Regions from separate parts of the Homo sapiens genome. Here region 2 is linked to region 1. Evidence: chromatin loops called from intact Hi-C (ENCODE). Cell type or tissue: chondrocyte. All regions are shown on one strand. Links, peaks and the distances in the headings refer to the core of each region. The heading gives the core; the rest is flanking DNA.

Evidence for each region. Hi-C counts contacts between places; a loop is a spot of excess contacts. Peaks named below come from ENCODE experiments on the same cell type or tissue, not always from the same donor. Only the 100,000 strongest peaks of a DNase experiment are listed, where the experiment ranks them.
Region 2: a loop joins it to region 1, with 2.9 times the contacts of the local background. A loop is called at or near these places in 5 of 110 quality-filtered maps.

Annotation. Positions count from the first base shown.
Region 1 is chr2:179,407,508-179,415,970 of GRCh38, forward strand. No RefSeq gene overlaps it. Among named protein-coding and RNA genes, the nearest start is that of SESTD1, 150 kb to the left of the region's middle. In chondrocyte, for the core only: CTCF peaks have their summits at 3,567 (motif pointing right) and 3,791; no DNase peak of the experiment used is centred there.
Region 2 is chr2:178,801,378-178,809,840 of GRCh38, forward strand. It overlaps TTN (titin), which reads right to left and starts at 6,046. Exons shown (of 363, transcript NM_001267550.2): 1 at 5,835-6,046; 2 at 3,175-3,278; 3 at 761-964. The coding sequence starts at 3,265. In chondrocyte, for the core only: CTCF peaks have their summits at 3,543 and 3,743; no DNase peak of the experiment used is centred there.

The sequences.
Region 1 (8,463 bases), core at 250-8,249:
TGAAATGAACATACAAAACATACCTAAGAGAACACACACATTTATGTATTAACTTGGGAAGTCACTTGTGTAAGAATTTAAATAATTTTATTCATGAGAGAATTTCCTATATTAAAATGAGTTAGAAAAGGAGAAAAAAATCTTTACTTACGAGGTGGCTGGGATGTTTACCTTTACCTTCACGGGTCAAGGGCAAATGGAAGGTGGTGAAGCCAACCAAGTACTCCTGCTATCCTAAAGAGTTTCAGCCTATGAGAGTAAAAGACCTGCAGAACGTTGATAAGAACATGCAGAGATTTGGGAGTTGGGACTTTAGAACAGGAGAAAGAGTTTAGTAAAGCATCTGTAATCCATGTGGAAGGTATTGAGAGGGAAACAAAAGGGAAGGAGAATTTGTAAGATGTTTACAATACATAGAGGAGGCACTAAATGTAAATTTTATATAACAACTTTACATAAATCTGTCAATTTTTAGTAAAGCTAAAAATGCAAATGTTCTACAAGTCAGTATATTCACTCCTGTAGAATTCACGTACACATACACAAAAACGTTCATAGCAGCATTGTCAGCAGTAGCAAAATATTGGAAATACCATAGATATCTGTTGATGTGAGGTCTTAGTGTTTTGTGTTAATATAACAGAATATCACAGCCTGGGTAATTTACAAGTAATAGAAGTTTATTTGGCTCACAATTCTGAAGGCTAGCAAGTCCAAGATTAAGGATCTGCATCTGATGAAGAATTTCTTGCTGCATTGTAAGACGGTGGAAGACATTGCATGGTGACACAGCATGTGAGAGAGAGAAGAGAGAGAGAAAGAGAAAGAGAGAGAGCGCCAAACTCATTCTTTTATAAGGAACCACTCCCATGGTAACTAACCCATTCCCATAACAGCAATAATCCATTCATGAGGGCATCTGTTCATCACCTCTGAAAGATTCTACTTCTCAACACTGTTGCATTAGGGATTAAGTTTCTAATATATGAACTTTGGAAGACACATTCAAACCATAGCCTATGAGAATAGATAAATAATTGTGAAATGGTCATAAAAAGGAACACTATACAGTAGTGAAAATTAGTGAGCCAGAGCTACATATTTTAACATGACTGAATCCAAAAACATAGTGTTGAATAAAATGAAGCAACTTAATGTGGTACTATATGCATTCACACAAACACATACACACACATATATGTGTATATATATATTTTAAACTTTATATGTATATAAAGTTTATATACATATAAAGTATATATAAAAATATAAATATATAATATTTATATATATTATATATATAAAGTTTAGATATATACAAAATTTATATATACATAAAGTTTAAAATATGTATAACCATGCCATTAAGGCTATTTAAGAATATAGTAAAAGAATAAAGAAATATATGGAAATAATCAATACTAAAATTATGAAAAGGGTTATTGCTGGGAAGAAGAGAAGGGTATCCTATTTGAGGTAGGTACTCAGTGGCATAACCTCTATTAGCACTTTTTTCTTAAGATGGGTAGTGGGGACATTTGTGTTTGTTGCATTATTCTTTGTTCCTGTATATATATCTTATTTTATAAGAAGGATTCAAAACATTAAAATTAAAGGCAAACTAGCACTCAAAAGACTGAGTGAGTATTAAAACATATTAAAAAAGAAAATTCATTGATGAAACTTCTACCAACACGGTGATCTACATTAACATAGATGAGGTCTTCATAATATAACCCATAAAAATGTTTGATAAAAGATACACTTAAAACATTTGTAATATATAATCAAGCTCAAAATAAAGAGAAATCTGTGTACCAGATGAAAAGAGAAAAATCAAAACTAAAGCAGTGAGCAAAGACTGTAACCAGACTGAAGCTTCTGCTGGGATTCTAATGCTTCCTTAGAGCAGGTGACATGGCCTCAGTCCTGAGAAGATACAGAAAATGGAACTGACACTGCTGGATAAATGTTGGATCTTGGATGTACTGCCCTATTTGTTAAAGGGGGACCAGAAAAACTCTGCCCTTGACTGGGAGAAAGAGTGAAAATGTTTTTATTTGTCCTGTGTTTTCAGTAGAAAAGAAGTCATGTATTAGAAATTATAACCTCAAGTTTGTACCACACTTAGATATGGGGTATACATTTGTAGTACTTCATGGCTTGGGAACTCACAGCGGAGAACATAACATAAAAACATAGTTGAATCTTTGAAATCTATTGGGTTCTAGAAGAAACAAGTGTAAAACTATTCTGTAAGATACTTTCATGACAAAAGAATTCAATAATAATAATAATAACTCCTTCTGGAGATTATCTCACAATAAAAAATATAAATGACACACAAAATAAATTAGCTGAGCATCAGCAAATACAACAAACAAGATAATTAAGACCTTGAGAATTGCAGATACTAATCCAAAAAGAATTAACATAAGACTTTCAAAATACTTAGAGTTAAAAAGGAATAGGAACTATTGTGAAAAAGGACACTATGAAAAAGAGAAGGGGTTGATTTTTGTTGTTTTTTTTTTTTTCAGAGACAGGGTCTAGCTCTGTTGCCCAGTGATGGACATGTTGCCCAGTGATGGATAGAGTGGACAGTAATACTGTATCACCCACCATGGGGCAATAGTGTGGTGCGTGGAGCCTTGAATTATTATTATTAATTAAAATAATTTCTTTAAAAATATTTGTATCTTAATATCATCTGTGAATAAACAATTCATTTTCTTAATTTCCAATCCTTATTTGTTTTTATTTATTTTCTTCCCTTACTGTGCTAAAAGAGGACAATATAGGTGGGCTAGGAAGGGGTATCTCAATGTGCAAGAACCCAAGCATCATGTTGAATAGAAGTGTTTATAGTAGTTATCTTTTTTCTCAATACTGATTTTTAAGTGAAAAATTTATAAAATTTCTCCTTTGAGAAAATTTATCCTTTAAGAATGCCATTGAGTAGTTTTTGGTAGATACAATTTTTCAGATGAGGAAGTATATTTTTTACATGAATTTTCTAGTATCTGGTTGTTTTCTAGCAGGAGGAGACTTTAGATTTATCTAGTTAGTGAGAATGCTTGAACATTCATTTTTTTTACCCAAACTCCACACTCACCTAGTTCTGAAGAAATCGATATCATTCATGGAAGGAAAGAGGAAGTTGGTGACTTAACTGCTCTTATAATTAGAAGTTTCTGGCCAGCCCCACTGCTGGGTACTGGATCCCCTAGACACTTAGCGGCTCTTGCAGTGTTCAGTAATTGCTATTTGGGACTTTTTTGTTTTTTCAAAAAGTAGCATGCTAGGGACTGGAGAAGTAGACTTACAGTGGACAGTAGAAACATCAATAAATGATAAGTTGTGGAAACTGCTGATGATTGAGAAATACTGCCAGTTAAATGAGGGTCTAAACTGCCTGGTCTATGGCAAAATACTTCACTGTTCTAGAGAGAGCGTAGGTTAGAGTAGGCAGTTACTGCAATTCATGTATGAAATTAATAACCAAACTTGAAGAAATATTCCATCTAGATGTTCAGCCTGGAAAAGCTACTTTACTCTATCATCCACCAGGGGGCAATAGTGTGGTGCTTGGAGCCCTGAAGCTCTTGAATGCTAATGTTGAACCGCGATTTGGGATCCAGGCAACAGAGCCATCTTGAAGCACAGCCAGTGAGGCCGGTATTCTTCCTCTCCTATTAAAGTGGGGCTCCCAGGTAGGTGTCTCAACACTGACCAGGCTGACAGTGGGGCACGATGTGTCACAGGGGGATCATAAGTTTCTCTACCACTCAATAGGCATTTTTCAAACTCTTCTGTGGTTGAGACAGCTTCGGTAATCATTCTTGAGCTGCACAGAACTTTGGAGGTGGGAAATAGCCCCAAGTTTGTCTCAACTGTGGTGAAGAGTGACATGACTTAAAGACAAAATGGAGTCACTTTCTAGACAGGACTTGTAAGGGGCCAGGATTCGATCCTTACGTTTGCTCCCTGGGAAGTCCCCTTTCTCCCAGCTCCCAAGTTTGTGATGGGTTAGGCACACTCAAGAAGAGACCTGCTCACTAAGTAGAAGGTCTACTTAGTGACCTTCAAACAAAGTAGAAGGGAAGAAAGGAGAGGAACATGAACAGATGTAGCAAACTTCCCTCTCTGAAAAGAACCGGAAATATTTAACTGAAAGGCAGAGTATTTTTTTTTTAAGGTGGAGTCTCACTCTGTCTCTCAGACTGGAGTGCAGTGGCACGACTTGGGCTCACTGCAACCTCTGCCTCCCAGGTTCAAGTGATTCTCCTGCCTCAGCTTCCCTAGTAGCTGGGACTACAGGTGTGCACCACCACACCCAGCTAATTTTTTGTATTTTTGGTAGAGGTGGGGTTTCACCATGTTGGCCAGGCTGGTCTTAAACTCCGGACCTCAAATGATCCACCCGCCCCTGCCTCCCAAAGTGCTGGGCTTACATGTCTGAACCACTGTGCCCGGCCTGAAACACAAAATGTTTAATTACCTGGATGTTGGAGTTTTAGGCTGGGAGTAAGGTTGGTTATCTGTTAACCCCCACAGCAGGTATGACACAGGACAGGAAGATGTAGATGGGGGAAAAGGGGGTATCCCCATGCGCAGCAACAGAAGTGCCATGAGTATCTCACTACACACCCACTGGGGTGTAGTGGATATGAGATCAAAAGGTGTGTTCACATCCTTGTTACAATAACGCTAAGATGTAAATGAAGGCATTTAACCTACTCTTAAACAGGTCGATGACTTCAGCCTTTCAGCATTAATTTTGTGTTCTACTGCTTACTCATCTCCCTTGGTTGCTTTACCCTCCCCCTTCTCCAATTTCTCAGTAACAGCTGAAACTTGGTGCTTGTGGAAAGATAAAAAGCTCTAGGTTGGTTGAATAAATAAGAAAATAAACTTTTGTCACAGTTAGAATAGTTCAGATTTTAACAAGCCTGGCTATATTGTGTCTGGGGCTCAGGGCAATAAGAATGTGGGCCTCTTGCTCAAAAGCAGGAAAGATTTCCATTGAAAATACTAATATATAAAGCTTTTCCTTTTGAAGTAATTTTATTAATTATGATACCCAATAGGGGTAATCATCATTTTAAGAAAAATTTTAAGTTATTAGCATAAATTTAACTATTCAACTTGATATTATGCAATGCCAGTTTTAATAAGTGTATTTAACTCATTTGCAGAATTACCAGTATTTTGTAGTTCGTGTATGCATATGTGTTTAATTCCTGCCTGAACAGTTGAAATACAAAAAAAATTGCTCTATTCACTTCTTGTTACACACACATTCTGCCAACATTCTATCTTTGACTCACTGATGAATAAGAAATATCTCAAAGAAAAAGAAACTTTAGGTTATTCTATCTTTTCCTTTAAAAATATTTTTAGGCCGGGTGCAGTGGCTTATGCCTGTAATACCAGCACTTTGGGAGGCTGAGGCGGGCAGAGCACGAGGTCAGGAGATCGAGACCATCCTAGCTAACATGGTGAAACCCTGTCTCTACTAAAAATACAAAAAATTTTAGCCAGGCGCGGTGGCGGGTGCCTAGTAGTCCCAGCTACTCTGGAGGCTGAGGCAGGAGAATGGCGTGAACCCAGACGGCAGAGCTTGCAGTGAGCCAAGATCGCACCACTGCATTCCAGCCTGGGTGACAGAGCGAGACTCTGTCTGAAAAAAAAAAAAAAAAAAAAAAAAAATATATATATATATATATATATATATATATATATATATATATATTTTTTTTTTTTTTAATGTAAACTTTAGCTAACACAGGGAAGTAATGTGAATAAGAAAGGATATGATAGCATTCTTTGGATATTTGTGTTTTTAGATTAGTTATTTGGATTACTTTCTTTGTTTGAAGCAAGTTCTGGTTTAAATTAATAGCACGGACTCTCAGGGTCCCCACTTACTCTTAGAGTCTTAGGTGTGTTTATATAGAATGAGCATGAATTCTGGTAAACCCACAATGGATGTGAGTTCAGTAATAGTATATTATTGTCATGTTAATTATATTCCCTGATTATGAAGAAATATATAGCATATTTTCATATGCTTATTGGCCATTCAAGTATTATTTTCTCTGAATTGCCAGTTTATAAAATTTACCACTCTCTCCCTTTTTCTTTTTTGCCTGATGCTGAGGTTTGGGCTTCCAGTGATCCTATCACTCAAGTAGAAAACATAGCACCTGGTAAGTAGTTTTTCAAACCTTCCCCAACTCCCTCACCTCTTTCCCCCTTTTGGAATCCCCAGTGTTTATGTTTCCATCTTTGTGTCCATGAGTACCCAATAGAACAACTTCAAATGAACAACTTAACCTTACCCCTAAAGGAACTAGAAAAACAAGAACAAACTAGATTCAAAGTTAGCGGAATAAATAACTAAAAATCAGAGCAGAACAAAATGAAATTGAGAACCAAAAAAAAAAAAAAAAAATAGGACCAACAAATTGAAAGTTGGTTTTTCGAAAGGATAAGCAAGATTGATAGAGCACTAGTTAGATTAATAAAGAAAAAAAGAGGGATGATTCAAATAAGTACAATCAGAAATGACAAAGGTGACATCACACCAATCCCACAGAAATACAAAAGATCCTCAGAGACTATTATGAACACCTCTATGCACACAAACTAGAAAATCTAGAGGAAATGGATAAATACTTGGAAATACACAATCCCCCAAGACTGAACTAGGAAGAAACAGAAATCCAGAATAGACCAATAATGAGTAATGAAATTGAATCACTGATTAAAATAAACTACCAACTACAAAAAGCCCTGGACAAGATGGATTCATAGCCAAATTTTACTAGACGTACAAAAAGAGCTGGCACCAATCCTACTTAAACTATTTCAAAAACTCAAAGATGAGACTCCTCTTTAATTCATTCAATGAAACCAATATCATCCTAATACCAAAATCTTGCAAAGATGCAACAACAACAACAAAAAAGAACACTTCAGTCCAATATCCCTGATAAACCTAGATGCAAAAATCCTTAACAAAGTACTAGTAAACTGAATCCAGCCTTCGCACATCAAAAAGTTAATTCATCGTGGTGAAACGATCAAGTGAGCTTTATTAGTGGGATGCAAGGATAGGTCAACATGTGCAAATCAATAAATATGATAAACCACATAAACAGAATAAAAAACAAAAACTGTATGATTATTTCAATAGACGCAGAAAAACATTCAGTAAACTCCAACATCCCTTCATGGTAAAACCCTCAAACTGAACATTGATGAAACATAACTCAAAATAGTAAAAGCCATCTATGACAAACCCATAGCCAACATCATACTGAACAAATACAATTTGGAAGAATTCCACCTAAGAACAAGACAAGGATGTCCACTCTTACTTCTTCTATTGAATATGGTACTGGAAGTCCTAGCCAGAGCAATCAGGTAAGAGAAAGAAATGAAAGGCATCCAAATAGGAAAATAGGAAGTCAAATTATCTCTTTGCTGATGATATAATTCTATACCTAGAAAACCTGAAGATTTCACCAAAGGACTCCTAGACCTGATAAATGACTTCAGTAAAGTCTTAGACTACAAAAATCAACATACAAAAATCAGTAGCATTTCTATACATCAATAACATTCAAGCTGACAGCCAAATCAAAATTGTAATCCCAATTAACAAAAAATAAAATACCTAGGAATACATCTAATCAAGGAGGTGAAAGATTTCTACAAGTAGAACTACAAAACACTGCTGAAAGAAATCATAGGCAACACAAACAAATAGAAAAAATCCCATGCTTATGGATTAGAATAATCAATATTTTTAAAATGTCTATACTACCCAAAGCAATTTATGAATTTGGTGCTATCCCCAACATATTACCAAAGTCATTTTTAGAAAAAACTATTCTAAAATTCATATGGAACCCCAAAAGAGCCCAAATAGCCAAGGCAATCCTAAACAAACACAACAAAGCTGGAGACATCACTCTACCTGACTTCAAATCATACTACAAGGCTACAGTAACCAAAACAACATGGCACTGGCACAAAAATAGACACATAAAACAATGGAACAGAGTCGAGATCACTGAAATAAAGCTGCATTCCTACAACCAACTGATCTTTGACAAAGTTGACAAAAATAAACAATGGGGAAAGGATATTCTATTCAATAAATGGTGGTGGGAAAACCAGCTAACTGTATGCAGAAGAATGAAACTGGACCTCTACCTATCACTGTATAAAAAAAAATTAACCCGAGCTGGAATAAAGATTTAAATATAAAACCTAAAACTGTAAAAATTCTAGAAAAAAGTAGGAAGTAGGAAATACTCTTCTAGACACTGGCCTAGGCAAAAAATTTTTGACTAAGTCCTCAAAAGCAAATGCAACAAAAACAAAAATTGAAAATTGGGATCTAATTAAACTAAAGAGCTTCTGCACAGCAAATGAAATTATCAATAGCAT
Region 2 (8,463 bases), core at 102-8,101, 610 kb before region 1:
TTTCCATTTGTGAATTTTCTGGGTGCATGCTAAAGTTCTACCTGATGTTACTTGATGTGGTTTCTGCTTAGGTCAATTATAGCCCTATAATTGAACATCATTGAAGGTAAAGTTTATTGGATAAGCATATGTAACTTTACGTAGCTCATGTAAGATATTGTTATAAAACATGTAAAGGCATGCAATATTCTGTATACTAATGTCTCACTAGGTAGTAAAGGATAGAGAAAAACAACAGAGGCCACTAAGATTGGTGATAAGTTTTCTGGGGAAACAGTGTCATGCATTTGAATAATAAACAAGCATTTATTTTCTTCTGGGTATGTTTACATGCCTCTTAAATGGGTGGTCTGTAGACTACCGGCATCAGAATTATCTGGATGCTTGTTAAAGTGTGAATTCCTGGAGATTCACACTTCCCTGGAGAATATGTCTTATTCCTTAAAGGACTTATAAACAAGGCTCCAAGCTTTTCTACTTGCTGAGAAACATGATTTTTAATATTTCCTTAACATACTTTTGAGTGTTTAATATGTGTATTGAGAAACTGATTCTCAGTCACTTTTACGATGTACTCTAGAGGAAAATTAAATTCCAAAAGGCAAACAACTTGGTTATAAATAATTCAGCCTCCAGTAGACCCTTCTGTAGTTTAAGAGCTGCATCTACCTCTGCCCATAGCTTTTTCTGGACTCCTTTCCCAATTTGCTGGAGATGTCCTCTGGGGGAGCAGAGGATTGGCAGGTCCCCAGCAGCCTACCTTTCACGAGAAGCTCAGCAGTACTAGTCGCTTGTCCAGATCCATTGGTGGCTTTCAGGGAATATCGTCCACTGTTGGCTTTAGTCACGGCGGGGATCGTCAGTTTAGCGCGGCCATCGCTAAAGGAGATCTGCACGCCGGGCAGAGTGGAAGTGGAAATCACCTGGCCATCCCTAAACCAGCTCACCTCAGGAACTGGAAAACCTGAAGAGCAAGAACAATTCACCTTTATGTTTGAATGGGCACCACAAAGTCCTCTGCTCTGTCCCATCATGTTCACTGCCTTGTCCGAATCTGTAAAAGCTTTCCAGCATGGAATGCCACTTAATGATAGGGAAAACCCTACAGTTGCATGATCAGTGTGTAAACCTGCAGACCATTAGGAAGGCAGGAAGGGAGGAAACTGAGACCAAAAGAGGCCTAATGATTTTTCCAAGGTCCTTCAGCTAGCAGTGACACAGAGGGGACTAGAATTTCCATCTCCTGCCTGCCTGCCTAGGGCTCTATCTGATGCAATTTAATAGACAACATTAAAATCATGAAAGGGACTTATAAAAATGAAGAACCAAGGAAAATTTGAAATAAAGAGTGATTGTTGTCCTCTTTGAGAGCAAGTGAAGAACAAAAGCAGCAAACTGATCTCCAGTTTCTGCCTGACAAGCCCAGGAGGCATGCCCTCCTCCCTCCTCTGTGGTTACAGGGACACTGTCTTCTTGGACTCTTCTGCTTTCACAAGTGCAATCAGTAAAAACATTGTAACATGGACAAGCAATTTCTCATAAGAGACTAATCCAAACCTAGTCTTCCAGAACAACATGGATCATTGGAATTGCAGGTAGAAAGCCAAATTCTCTTTATCTGCCATAAATTGTAGAGCCAAGAACTACATGTCCATGGTTTGATGTTTTAAATATATTAAAACTCTGTACATTGAGAATGTACGAGGCACATTCAGGGCATGATTTATTTCACACTTGGCATAAAGGTTGATGCTCTATCTACTTACGCTGGTAGGTAAAGATAATCTAGAGAAAGTCTATTTTGTTGTTTATACATTAGCCCATCTCCCACTATGGCCAATTAAATAGTTTATTGGACTGATTTATGGGTATTGGATATTTTCAGTAGTGTCTTTGTAATAATTTATTTGCATATAGTTTGAAGGAACAAGAAGATATGAAGTAGCCAGATTCCACTACTTCTCAAGGAGGCAAATTCCCACTGAAGTCATATGTGTTCTGCTCAGTTCAGAAGTTACTGAGTGTTACCAGATAAATAGGTAAATTATTTGGAAGTCGGTAAGACTTATTTTCTATTGTACATATATAGACCAATGAAAAGGGAATTTCATTGGTCTATATATGTACAATAGAAAATAAGCAATGATTATATGATATTTGTACAATGTAAAAGAAAGTATTATCCAGTTATGAATAAGATTGGTGCATATAATAGAAAAAAAGAGAAAAAAAGAAATTTTATTTTATATCTTTATTATAAGCCATAAAATTTTAAAAAAGAAGTGGGCAATGAACCATGGAAGTGCACTAAATTAAGAATTAAGCATGATTTTTTTTAATCCGTATCCATCTTACATGGCTCGTTACAATACTACAGAAAGAGAAAATATTGATTAATTTTAAAATTATTTACAATATAGTTCATACACTACTCTCCATTTTTTCATAAGATGATACCATGCATTTTTTTGAACCATCCATAAACTGAGTTATGAGGAAGAAAAAGAAGGCAAAAAAGAGATGAACTTCCTTTCAGATAAAATTCTAGGGTTAGTGTTTGCTTCCTTTTAAATAGAGACACCCGAGAAGCATATTATTTTCTGTCATTTCAAAACGATTGGAAAGTCTTTTAATTCATTAGAATCACTCAATAAAGATTGAAAATAAAATAATAAAATAATGAGGAGTTGGTTAATTACTGAACAGCTCTGCCTCTGAGGAAAATTAGATGCACTGTTATTTTGCGTGTGAACCAACTGAAGTTCAGGTGTCCAGAGCAGGCAGCCCAGACTGCCTACCCCATGGCTCTGTGGCTGGCTTCTATTGGGCTTGAGTTCTTGGCTTCCAGTCTGGCTCTGCAGCTGAGCCCAAATATAGAATGACTAAATTTGGTCCTATTTAGTTGCTGGATTCTAACGGCAATTTTAATCCAACACTAATTATTTTTGCTTTGTGGAATAATAAATATGAATAAAACATTTCAAGCCATTATATTGTCAGATTTTGTCAGTACTCTGTGAATGGTATACCCTTAAAATGACCTTTCCATAGTGTTGGACTAATTTTCCGAAGTGAAAGCAGGGCTTAAACTTGGCGTCAAGTCCTGCAGCAACGTTAACTTACTGGAGAGGAGGCAAAGGAAAAAAAAACAAAAGTGTGAATGTGTGAGCTTACCACTAATGTGAGCCTCAAAGGTTGCGGTACTACCCTCCAGTACCACAACGCTTTGTAACGGCTGCGTAAACGTCGGTGCTTGAGTTGTCATCTTTCTAGGCACTCTGAAAAAGAAGAGAAAATAAATTAGGGTGTCCCAGCTAAGGGTCACTCTGGAGCTGCTTTGCAGATAGCAGAGACACACGTTTCTCCAAATGGATTGCTCCATAGGTCATCTGTGGGCCTAGAGTGATGGGCAGGTCTTCTCTTTTGTGGCTTGAACAGTTTTGCATAGTTCATCATTGAGTTGACTTAAAGCCTAACCCAAAGTAGCAAGTGTAAGGGGAAATGGAAAAAAGTATTAGCCAAACAGAACAAGGAATGAACCCTAGTGGTCAAAGAGGGAATATACAGTCTTACCAATGGTGGAAAACCAGGTTCAGAGTTGAAGAAGAAAACCACAGCAATGCAGGGTTAGTGAAGTGTAATTAGAGAGACAAGACATGTGATAAATGTAAAATAAACCTCTGGGCCTGGCGTGGTGGCTCATGCTGGTAATCCCAGCACTTTAGGAGGCCGAGGCGGGAGGATTACTTGAGGTCAGGAGTTTGAGACCAGTTTGGCTAACATGGTGAAACCCCTGTCTCTACTACAAATACAAAAATTAGCCAGGCGTGGTGGCCCATGTCTGTAGTCCCAGCTACTTGGGAGGCTGAGGCATGAGAATTGCTTAAACCCAGGAGGTGGAGGTTGCAGTGAGCAAAGATGGTGCCACCACACTCCAGCCTGGGTGACAGAATGAGACTCTGTCTCAAAAAAAAAAAAAAAAAAAAATTAAAATAAATAAACCTCTGCATCAGCTTAGTAAGTGAAAATTATTTTAAAAATTTTCCTTCTCCCCAATATTTTTCGTTCACTCTATATTTATAAAGTTGACATTGATTCAGACATTATCTGATTACTTAAAATAGTTGCCAGAAGTAAAAATCTGAACTTTGTAATCTCTTTCCTGACTGGAGAAGCTTTGGCAAGCCTTATCAAATATGCAAGCTTTTTGTAGACGGCATACGGTGCTTTCTATTTCTTAACATTTCTTCATACTGTAACTGTGCAGTAAATGTTGTTACTGCTGAAGTAAATATTCAGAAAAATTTAAATTTTAGTGAACAGGCCAAAGTTTATTATAGTTCTGAAAGAAAAATGCTGGCTTGAGTTCTTAATATGGAACAATTTGCAAACTTTGAATAATGGAAGGCTGGTGTAAAATGTAGATGAAGTGAAAAGGCCTATGCTTTCATAAAGTAAAATATTCAACATCAAAGAAACGAATATAAAATTTGCAGTTAAGTCATTTTGTTAAGTGCAAGAAAGTACTTTGCCTATCAGTTTCAGAGACATTATGTGAAGAATTTTCTGATGCATAAATACCTAATTATTCAACATGACTATTCTGTTCTGAAATAGAACATTTCTGAATTGTCAATCACTTCATTACTATTTTTCATTAAATTCTTTGTTTACTAAAACTTCATGGAGCAATAATCTTCTTAGTGATAATTCTGTTCCTTACTGTAACCTTCTACTTAGTTAAAAAAATGAAACCAGCATTCTCTGAGACAATAAAATTTATATTTGGAAAAATCAGATAATATCCAAAAGCTTTCATAAATTTTTTTTGTCAGAAACTCCTTTTTGTAGCATATTATCTTTGGGATGAACAACTTTCTGTGTCTAACTTTGTCTGTTTATAAGTTAGTATATCTAAAAATAGCTGTCCTCTTAGACATAGAATACCTAATTATATATCTATGTATTTACAGGCATTGACAATTAGTAATCAAATTCTAGGAAGATGAGAAATCAAAGTGTATTTAGAAGTAAGAAACCTTTCCTTTAAACATTATTTCTTACCCTTCTTAGTGTCAACATTTATCTCAAAATATATAATTGGACTGTGTGCTGAGTTAAAATGCATGAAGAGATTCTGAATATTTTAGAAAACAATTATATCATTTTATTCCAAATCTCCAACTATGTTGCAATTAACCAGCTTAAATTGATCTTACATTCCTATTGTCTAGGTAAATTTTATTGCCTTAGCACTTGCTCTTCACAGGCCTTTGTCTAACTGGGGCTGAAGGTATGCGTCTAAAATGTCATGCTCTTAAAATAAACTCTCCTAAACTCTCCAAGGTTGACTGACAGCAGGCAAGTGTTCTGTCACTGTCCTGCAACTGATACCTCAGCAGTTGATTCCCTTAAAAAGTCATCAGGGTGTAGCTGATACCACATGCATTTTATCAGAGCTATTCTTGGTGTGCTTAACTTTATCATTGAGTAATATAACCTTGAACATTCTCAACAGGCAAAGAGAGTCTAGAAAAGAAGTAAACATTTCTCTCAACATTTCAGACCTCAACTTTTAGAATATTAAGTGAACTTAAACAATTTGAATCATGGAATCATTTAGCTGATATAATAAAGCTTTCAACTTTTTAAGGAAAAATGTTCAGACATTTTAAAATAGAATTTAACAAGCAGATTTAAATAATGGGTCAGCACTGGCAAGAAATAGTCATACAAACACTTGTACATAGGCATTTAGCACACACAAATAATCCAGAGCCAGAGATCAATAAGAAAGTGACTCTACTATTAAAATAAGAAAAGTTGCTGCTCACCTGATTTCTCAAGAGTGCCTAAAAAGGGTGGGACTAAGCCCAAGGTTGCTTCTGAAACGACGTCCTATGGAGAGTTGGTTTTTCTGACCATCTCCGACATGAATCGGTGAGCCTCTAATCCTAAAAACAAAACTACACAGTCAAGACTGTGTAGTTTTGCTTTTCTATGCAATCCCTACACCCGAGGCGAGGCTGGGAATGCACGACTGCTCAAGAGCCAGGGTCTGGCCTGCCCTTATATTCACCAGATCTGCTGACAGCCCCACATCCTTAGGCAGGGCCCTGGGTGATTGGCTGTCTTAGGAAAGCATGATGGGAGAGGACCTATTTGGTAGTGTCACATACCACCTGTTCTTCTGATTGACAGTGCTAAATTTAGTACCTCAAAGGAGACTTCACCAAGGAAATAGAACTGTATTTAAAGAATAACTGTGTTGAGGCTCAGAGAAGAGCATTGGTTGCTGATGTTAAAATCCGAAAATGCAGGTTTAAAGAGGTGTGACAGTAGATAGCACTTGTGGGCAGTCATACAAAAGAGCCCCAAACCTGAGGACTGTGCCCTGAGTCAGGCCCCAGTCCTGTTCCCTTCCCCCATAAAACAAACCAAATGGACCTGTCAATCATGACAGCAGATGAGGAAATTTATCTCAAGCATAAGGCTTCATGTTCTCTGAAGAATCAGTTGCTATAAACCTTAACGTTGAAGAGAGCTCATTTGTACTACCTACATTCTCCAGAATCCACTTGTATTTCGGGGACAGTTACACTGATGTTAATGAGCTTATTGCTTATACAACCCTGCAAGATATAATGTTGAAAGGCAAAATTGGAACTCTGCTTAGGTTAGTCTGTACAGTACAATGATTTCACCTTTGTCAGATTTCATTTTTGTCTGGCATTAATATTTACAAATATGTGTGTACTGCTCCTTAGTAAGTAGCCAGGTCTTATGCTTAAATCATCCATAAGGTTCCTTTTCCAGACACATGAATGCTGTTCTGCTAATCTCTGGAGTTTGCTGTTACTAATGGGAAGTGGATAGGAGGTGATATAGTTGCTATTTTAGGACTGAATTTAATTTCAAGCAAGAGATATTTCAAATAAAAAAGAGCACACCAAAAGATCTTTATAATGACTCAGCTGAGAGATTTGTGAAACTCTACTTAGAGGGAGGAAAATTGTCTTGTTGATAATGGAAAGAGACTTTTATCAATAAAAGAGACTAAAATTTTTAATTTAAGTTAAATTTCTTTATGTCTGTAATAAAAATATTCCCTGTTATGGAAGAATTTGGCCATGCATTAAACTTTTCAATTTCTTGAGTATTTCATATCTTGTATTTATTTATATAGTGATTAATATGTTAATGTTTAACAGTTTAAATTTACTGACAACTAATGTAGTATAGTTATGTTAACAAGATGACGCCATGTACTTATTTAAACATTTTTCTCCTTTACTTAAGTGGTGGTATCTGTATTGGTGGCACCATTTCCACCCCCATAGATGGCATCTGCTATAATTCTATTTGATTGCTTTATTCAGAAACAACTGGTTTCATATTATATACTTTGAAAATTATTCCCACTGAGAGATTTGTGTTACAAAGAATCTGCCAGTCATAAGGCAAAGAAACACTAGAAATGTATGATCTTTCTGTTTTGGAGTGTTCACCAATTGGCTATCTATTTAAGATACGTTTGTGCATATTTGTGTGTGGGTATGTAGTGTGCGTGTGTGTATTTTTAGACTCATTTGACCTAATGTGAAGCACATTAATGTTACGTTATGTTTGTTGGAACTAAAGTCAAATCATTTTAATTCTTACGGGAACTAGAGGGAAGAAGTGACTATAATCTGGAAGCCTGCGTCATCTTGACATGATGCAATTCAGGTAACTCAAGAGCCAAGAAGATGGACCATATGTTATAAACATAAAGTCAAGTGTCTGTCCTCTTAAGCTGATTGTCTAGTCACTGTTCTTAGACTTTTCTAGACCCTGCCTGCCAGCCTACATCTTTCTCCCGAGCTGGATGCTTCCTGCCCTCGAACATCGGACTCCAAGTTCTTCAGTTTTGGGGCTTGGACTGTCTCTCCTTGCTCCTCAGCTTGCAGACAGCATATTGTGGGACCTTGTGATTGTGTGAATTAATACTTAACAAACTTCCCTTTATATAAATATATATATGTATGTATATATTCTTCCCTATATACATATTAGTTCTGTCCCTCTAGAGAACCCTAATACACCTTGCAATATTGTCAAGATCCTTGCCTTTAGGCCTTTATATGTTTATGTGACATTCAGAATTAAGAAAAGAAAAAAATGAATGAACAAAAGAAAAAAGAAGAAAGAAAAGGAAAGAAGGGACCAGTTAGTAAATAACTAATATGCTGCTCTGAAAAAGAGTTCTTATTATTGGAATAGTAATGGACAGTATATGATATCATGGTATGCATTAGTTTTAAAATTAAATATGCCATCGTTAGAATTAGTAAACTAGTCTTGTGGAAACCAAATACTAGGCAGATTTGGGGAGTTTGCTGATGGAGTAAGATCTCAATTTACCACCCTAACAGTGGGGAGGAGCCACACAGATAATCCCAAACAGCTGATAATTCAAATGTA